Regions from separate parts of the Homo sapiens genome. Here regions 2 and 3 are each linked to region 1. A link is a loop called in an ENCODE intact Hi-C map of the cell type or tissue named here. Cell type or tissue: mammary epithelial cell. All regions are shown on one strand.

Region 1 (2,500 bases):
GAACAATGTATGATTAGCAGGTTTGCAAAAGGTGAAATATACCATATTATAAATATATATAATATATTATATAATACCATATTATAAATAAATATATTATAAATATATATTTATAAACCCCAGAGAAAGGAGTATCTGAAGTGACACAATTCCCAGGTAAACTTCCAGTCAGAAATTTCATCTTTTTATTCCAAGTGTGTCCCAGCTTCCCACACCTGATCTGACATCTATATGTATGTGGTTTCGTATTATCTCTACAAAAGTTCTATTTCTTCCATTAGACGGTGTTCCCTGAAGATAGGAACAATTTTACTTCGATTCCAACTGTCCCTATAAAAGGGAATTTTTTTTAAAGCCTACATACAAGGTTTGTTTGCTATTGAAAAAAATTTACGGTAAATTTTCAAGTATAACAACACTCGCAATCAAGGCCAAACAGAATACAGCAGACTTGCAACTCTAAGGTAACAACTGTATTATGAGCTTTGTATACATTTAAGTTTTCATACGTTAAGTCCACCGCTTAAGAAAAAAGAAATGGCAATTCATATAATGGTGGCAATAATTACATGTGTGTGTTTCTACTTACGGTAGAATTAGCATACCCAACTTTTACTGAATAATAGCATATATCATTTTTGCAACACAAAGAAAAATACTTTACCTTACAAGCCATACAGACGTAAACAAAAACTTTATTTCTTTTTGGACCTCAATAACCTGAAACACTCCCGTTTCAAAAACCAACCTCTCTCACGCTTCAACCCTGAAAGGAAGAACTTGCATCCCCTGAGAACAAAACGCAGCCTATCCAGAAACCCACGGAAGCAGAAGGACGCCAGAGAGGACCCTTTCGACCGGGTTCCGCGTTCTCCTGGGTGACATCATTTCACCTGCGTCTCGGCAAAAAGGGAGGGAGCGAGAGAGCGAGGCCATCTGCCGGGCAGCGGGCCGGCGGCTCCGCGAGCTGAGACCGCGCCTCCTCGCCACCGCGGGAACAAAGAGCGCCGGGCGGCCGAGGCAAACCTTAGCCCAAGACTCGGGCGCGGCCCCGCAGGCTCTCAACGGCCCGCAGCCCGTCCCGCCCTCGCGCTGCAGCCAACGGCCGCGGCGGCCAGTACCTGCGAGGGGAGGCTCCGCCCTGCCGGGCAGCTCCCGCGGATCCTCGCTGGGCCGCCGCCTCCTATTGTGACTGCTCGCCCAGCCCGCGGCCAGCTCGCCAGATCCGCCGTCCGCGGGCCTCCTCACCCCCGGAACCCCGGCTCCAACTTAGGCACTGTCACTGCGCTTCCTTCCTCCCGGCACCATCACACGGGCCGCGCCAGGAAACGACGGCTGCACGCCCAGAGATGACAGAGTCGCCTAACGCCTCGGAGGCTCCATCCTCTCCGCCCCCACGCCCCAACCGACCGGGCCTCGGCCCCGTCCCGCAACACCGCACTAGGGGCCCGGCCCGGCCACGCCCCTCCCCGCCCCGCCGCGCCCCGCCGCACCCCGCCTCACCCCGCCTCGGCGATCACAGACCCGGGCTCCCTATGCGCCGGCGCACTGGCCTCCGCTGCGCGCGCAGGCGACTCCCCTCGCCGCTAGGCCGCGACACGCGCGGTCCTCCCACTTCTTGGGTCCGGGTCGCCCGTCCCACCCCGTCCCCTCGCCAGCACAAACCTAGCGAGCCCAGCGCGCCAGACCACCGGAGCGCTCCTCCCTTTTCCCCCAGGCTCCGCACCGCGCGCCGAACCCCCTTTGTTTCCACCCCGAGGGGGAAGGGGGCGGGGCGGGGCGGGGCGGGGCTGCGCGCGGCCCGGCGCACGACTCGGACCAGTTCCGGCAACAGAGCTCCGCGCGCAGCACCACTGCGCAGCCCCGCCCCAGCCCGCCCCCCGCTGCCCTGCGGACCGCAGGGCCCTGTTCCAATTCCTATAGATTTTCTCTTAGTAAATTGTTGCTACTGTTCCGTGCCTCCTACCTACAAAACTCCGCAATCAAACAGTAACTGACCTCACGTAGTTCTTACAGCATAAATGCATTCACGTGGCCCGAAAAGTAAGAATTTTTATTGCAGTACACAAAGGTGTCTCTCAATGCAGCAAGCCAACAGGTTCGAACCCAACTTGTCCGAGGCTTCCTTAAGTGTGACAGTTGCTCAGATGTCGCTTGGGGAGGGGAAATAAGAACAAAGATTGAAGCCGGCTTGGCTCCTGTCCTGATAATCACGATACAAGAGAGAAAATAAAAATTTCCACAAAAGCACAATCCATACAAGGAAAAAATAGTAAAGTGGTATCAGACTTAAGGAGAGAGGGCAGTCAAGAGGACATCATGGAAGGGGTGGACTTTTTAAAGCAGAAATTAGATGTTTCCCGCAAGGATGGTGATCATATTTTAGGGTGGTAGAGTAAAATTATTAAGGACCAGTCAACAGAAAACTCGGGTTTTCAAGTTCTAGTTCTTTTGGCATTACTTAAACCAGTCTCTCTTTCCCTCTCTGGGCCTCAGCTGC
Region 2 (2,500 bases), 150 kb before region 1:
TCTTGACCTCGTGATCCGCCCGCCTCGTCCTCCCAAAGTGCTGGGATTACAGGTGTGAGCCACCGTGCCTGGCCAAACCTTTTTTCTTTAAGAAAACATTTCATGGTGAAAAGTCTCTCACTTTTGTCTCCCAGTCATCCAATTCTTCTCCCAAGAAGCAACCAATTTCTTGTGTTAGAATGTACCTTAAACATGCATTTTCATTAAGTACTAGTCAAATTTCCTATTTAACGGTCTCATCAGATAAACACTATTCTTCCACCCTTGGTAACTGTGGTAGGCAGATAAAAAACCTACTACCATTTCCCTGAGAGCCTCTCTTCCACTAGTCTTCCTGTCAAAGCTTTCTCAGAGCAGTAAAAGAACCCACTCAAACTTTCATCTCAGGCTCTAGCTAAAATTTCTGTTCTACTGAGAGGATGCTCCTAAATAGCCAGAATTCATTTTATATTAAAAAAAAATCTGGACGGACGCAGTGGCTCACACCTGTAATCCCAGCACTTTGGGAGGCGGAGGCAGGTGGATCACCTGAGGTTGGGAGTTTGAGACCAGCCTGACCAACATGGAGAAACCCCGTCTCTACTAAAAATACAAAATTAGCCGGGCATGGTGGCGCATGCCTGTAATCCCAGCTACTCGGAAGGCTAAGGCAGGAGAATCACTTGAACCCGGGAGGTGGAAGTTGCAGTGAGCCGAGATCACGCCACTGCACTCCAGCCTGGGCAACAAGAGCAAAACTCCGTCTCAAAAAAAAAAAAAAAAAAAAAAATCTGTGGATCCCTGAGCTATCCATTAAGTTTCTTCTCTACTCTTTAAGTATTTCCTAGTAGCGAATTCCCACCTTGTTTTTAAAGAATAGTCTGAAAAGGACAATTTTATTTTAACGCAAGGTTCTTTCAGATACAGTATTGTATTTGTGATCCTCTTTGGAGACTGCATTAATATATTCATGCCACAAGGGTGCACTAAATGACTTTTTATTACATACATCAAGATGTATGTAATACGCCTTGTTCTCTCAGATTATTCAACCTTTGCTTTTTTTTTTTTTGAGACGGAGTCTCACTCTTGTTGCCCAGGCTGGAGTGCAGTGGTGTGATCTCAGCTCATTGCAACCTCCGCCTCCCGGGTTCAAGTGATTCTCCTGCCTCAGCCTCCCGAGTAGCTAGGACTACGGGCATGCGCCACCACAACTGGCTAATTTTTTTTTTTTTTGTATTTTTCGTAGAGATAGGGTTTCACCATGTTGGCCAGGCTGGTCTCAAATTCCTGACCTCAGGTGATCCACCCACCTCAGCCCCCCAGAGTGCTGGGATTATAGGCATGTGCCACCGTGCCCGGCCCAACTTTCACTTTTTAAATGTAGCCTGTGATTAATAACAAACCTAATGTCAGCAAAATAAATGTCAATGGTGACAGTAATGTAACTCTCTACTTTACCTTGCAGATTAGATTTTTAAAATCTTGTTCCATATCTACTACTTTATATGCTGTTGGCCTATAAACCAGTTTTAAAGATTGCCATTACAGCTCACAAAACAGTTTACATGGAATCACATTATTATACTCATACAATATGTATTTATAAGTGGCATTTGTTTGAATGTAACAACTAATAACAAACAGTAATATTATTTATAGCTACCATTTATCAATCATCTACTAAGCGGCATCATTGTGATGGATGCTCTATATCATGATCTCCATTCCTCACAATAATTTACAATATAAGTTTTCACTACATTATATAATGAGGAAACTGAGGCTCAGAGATGCTAAGTGACTACTCTAAGGCCACATAAAAACTAAGCAGCAGAACAGGAATTTGAAGCTGGGCCCATATGGCTACAAAACCCAAGCTCCTTCTAGCACACTGTTGCAATGAAGAATAAGAAAATGCTTTCATCTTACCCATAGTCATCTATCAGGTGAGAGCCAAGTACCACAACATCAAGTTCAAAGAACTCAGGTTCGGTTTTAATGCCAAACATGATCGGGGCAAGTTTAGAATAATCTGCACGGTTACAAGTAGCAACACAAACCCGCAGCTTTCGGTTATTTCCATTCTTCTCCATGATTTGCTTGTTTCGTTTTGAGAGGTTCTTAAAATAGAGTTCCTGAAATTGCCAAAATAAAAACTTTATAATCAGAATAACTCCTAGATATAACTAAACTTTAAACTTCTCTAAATCAGAAATAGAAATTTTCAGTTTCAAGTCCTTAACCACTATTTAGTACAGTGATTCTTAATCTTTTTTTGCACCTCCACTTATGTGTGACTCTCCCATTGGTATATCCAGAGTTAAGAAACTCCAAGGCTGGGAGTGGTGGCTTACGCCTGTAATCCCAGCACTTTGGGAGGCCGAGGTGGGCAGATCACGAGGTCAGGAGATCAAGACCATCCTGGCTAACGTGGTGAAACCCCGTCTCTACTAAAAAATACAAAAAAAAAAATTAGCTGGGCGTGGTGGCGGGTACCTGTAGTCCCAGCTACTCGGGA
Region 3 (2,500 bases), 63 kb before region 1:
GTCTCAAAAAAAAAAAAAAAAAAAAATATATATATATATATATATATAAAATATATAAATATGTACCATATGTTACAACGCTAGTTACTTTTGCATTTCTAAGTTGTTTACACAAATGCAGAAATACAGAATCTGGCAGCCAGTAATTCAACCCAGCTCTATCTTCCTGCTGCTATCTATCTCTCCATCCCCATGCATATACAACCCTTCCCCATCCCTAACACAGTGACATGAAACACAACAGATGTTTTAAGTGTACATCATACATTTATTACCAACAACCCTCTCAACTCCAAAATTGGGCACAGGGATTAAAAATAAAAATTCATTGCACTACTTAGTAAAGCATTACTAGTAACTTTCATAAAAAATGTACAAACTTTGTTAAAAATTTATCAAGCCTTCAAATGATTTGGTTACAGATATTTATAATACATACATTTAAAACTATATGTTAACTGATACAATGGAATATGATTTGAGAAAATGACTCAGCAAATGATTCCAAAAAACACCCCTGTGAGCTTTCACAATCTGAAACGGCAAAATGAGGTAACCAAATGTACCAACAGGGGGACAAACAAACAGCTTTCTAATGAAAAGGCCCAAAGATAATCTGTGAAAAATATTCTCACAAGTGAGTCGGTAGATCTCATTCAAAATTATTCTAAGAGGCCCAAATTTAAGAATCTTAACAAATCACATTTCAGATAGTATATAAAATCTAAATATGCTTTCACATTTTCCAGATTTTGCTCAAAAAATTAAGGACAGAAAATCCTAATATGAGATCTTGATACCTGGAGGCCTTATTTTTTTGAGGGGCTGGGGGTTAAAAAAACACCAAAGATGACAATTCATGCCAAAAAACAAACAAGAACCCACAAAAAACCCACAGCTGAGTTAAGATGGTAAAGCCAATATTATTTTAGGAGGAAAGAGGACGAAGGCCAATGAACCAACATCTGCCTGCTATCTGGTGCATCACCCAAGGTGACCAATGGCTGGGCACAAATAAACTTCTCTTTTGCTAGCCACAGAGTTGCTCACTGTGGCAAGCCTGAGCTGGTCAGAACACCTGTGTGTGTGTTCCTGATACACACTAACCACAATAAGCAAGTCTGCACACATCTCTATGAGCCCCATGCAAAGACAAGACATTCCCAAAGATCAGTCACTAGAGTGCAACAACGAAATTCAAGATTTGACCAAAACAGACCCTGCTGCCTCCTAAATTGCCAATTGCCTCTCAAAAACTTACAGAAAAAGGGACATTATAAGAATTCATAGAGGGAGAGAAGAAAAAGCTGCTACTCCTAGTCATTAGTACAATGTGCTGTGTTAATTAGATACCTCTATATAAATTAGAAAAAGTGCTTTACTTGCATGCTTCAATAAAATGAATACTGAGTGTCGTAGTGTTAGATCTGTACAGATATAAATTTTTTGCAGCTATATAAAAGTGTATAAGATGGGCTTTTGCCATTTTAAACATGATTTTTTTTCATTAAAAAAGATTAAACTATATGTGATTTGTATGTAGCTGATTATTATGCCAAGAATTTTGGTCTTTAACACACTTTTTATTCATCAGGAACAGGTGAGGGATATCCTAATGATTTAAAAGTAACATGTGCATTAACCATGTGCATTTTTACCACTATTTAGAAGTATTTCTGATGCACTGACAACCCTAGGGGCAAACACAGTATGCAAAACCCTACTTGTAGGACTAGATAGAGGCAACAATGTCTCGCAAAGGGCAAAATTGTGCTTCTGTGAATTGACTTTACTTAACTCTAGGCTGTGATGAGCTTATAGACACTTCAAGGGAGGGCAAGCAGCATGGCAGTAACAAGTAGTTAACACTGAATGGAAAACTGACACAGAGCCAACTGAAAGTTGAGTGGGGCTGGCAGCAAGTTATCACAGTCCTGACTGGAATAATGCAGCTTGTGCTATTGCAAACAAAGCAATTACATCAACTGCAGGAAGAGGCAGACAATGTTGAATACACTAAAAGAATGAGAAAGTAATTTAAACATTGCTGGAAAAATGACTTTAAAGTGAATTATGCTCAAAGAACTTACTAAAAAAAACCCCATACAGCTATGTATTACATCAACTAAATGAAGGTCAACTCCTGTTTAACAGCATTATTTTTTTATACAAAAACCAAATCTTCATTTATACTGCAAGTATTCTGGACACCTGTTGTATTAAACTTTTCTCATTCAAACAAAAATTAAAAGGAAAGGCAGTAAAATATCAAAACAAATCAGGTCTAAGGAACATGAGCTGTAACAGCACTTGATCCATCCTGAAACCAGGGTTTCGATGAGAAGCACGTGTGATGAAGGAAGAACTAGACAACTTTCAGAATTGGAGTCTGGCAAGTGAATTAATATGAACAGAAATAGAGTTTTCTTAAAACAATTGAGTTGCCCACAGGAGCTTGAACACAGAACACATATGAGAAGTCAAGCTGAATTAACAGGTT

The links. Peaks named below come from ENCODE experiments on the same cell type or tissue, not always from the same donor. Only the 100,000 strongest peaks of a DNase experiment are listed, where the experiment ranks them.
Region 2: it touches region 1 in a loop (5-fold over the local background); 17 of 110 quality-filtered maps call a loop at or near these places.
Region 3: it touches region 1 in a loop (8-fold over the local background); 2 of 110 quality-filtered maps call a loop at or near these places.

Annotation. Positions count from the first base shown.
Region 1 is chr9:36,399,433-36,401,932 of GRCh38, forward strand. RNF38 (ring finger protein 38) reads right to left here and starts at 837. Exons shown (of 12, transcript NM_022781.5): 1 at 665-837. The coding sequence starts at 676. LOC124902152 (a long non-coding RNA gene) reads right to left here. Exons shown (of 2, transcript XR_007061475.1): 1 at 2,462-2,500; 2 at 2,033-2,153. RefSeq lists an enhancer at 797-866 and silencers at 1,077-1,406, 1,437-1,896. In mammary epithelial cell, no CTCF peak of the experiment used is centred here; DNase peaks (open chromatin) are centred at 1,079 and 1,499; H3K4me3 peaks cover 2,141 bases; H3K27ac peaks cover 2,001 bases.
Region 2 is chr9:36,247,281-36,249,780 of GRCh38, forward strand. GNE (glucosamine (UDP-N-acetyl)-2-epimerase/N-acetylmannosamine kinase) reads right to left here. Exons shown (of 12, transcript NM_005476.7): 2 at 1,912-2,117. The coding sequence starts at 2,075. Among named protein-coding and RNA genes, the nearest start is that of GNE, 9.9 kb to the right of the region's middle. In mammary epithelial cell, a CTCF peak has its summit at 950; no DNase peak of the experiment used is centred here.
Region 3 is chr9:36,336,153-36,338,652 of GRCh38, forward strand. It overlaps RNF38 (ring finger protein 38), which reads right to left. Exons shown (of 12, transcript NM_022781.5): 12 at 248-2,500. Among named protein-coding and RNA genes, the nearest start is that of RNF38, 63 kb to the right of the region's middle. In mammary epithelial cell, no CTCF peak of the experiment used is centred here; a DNase peak (open chromatin) is centred at 1,059; H3K27ac peaks cover 1,521 bases.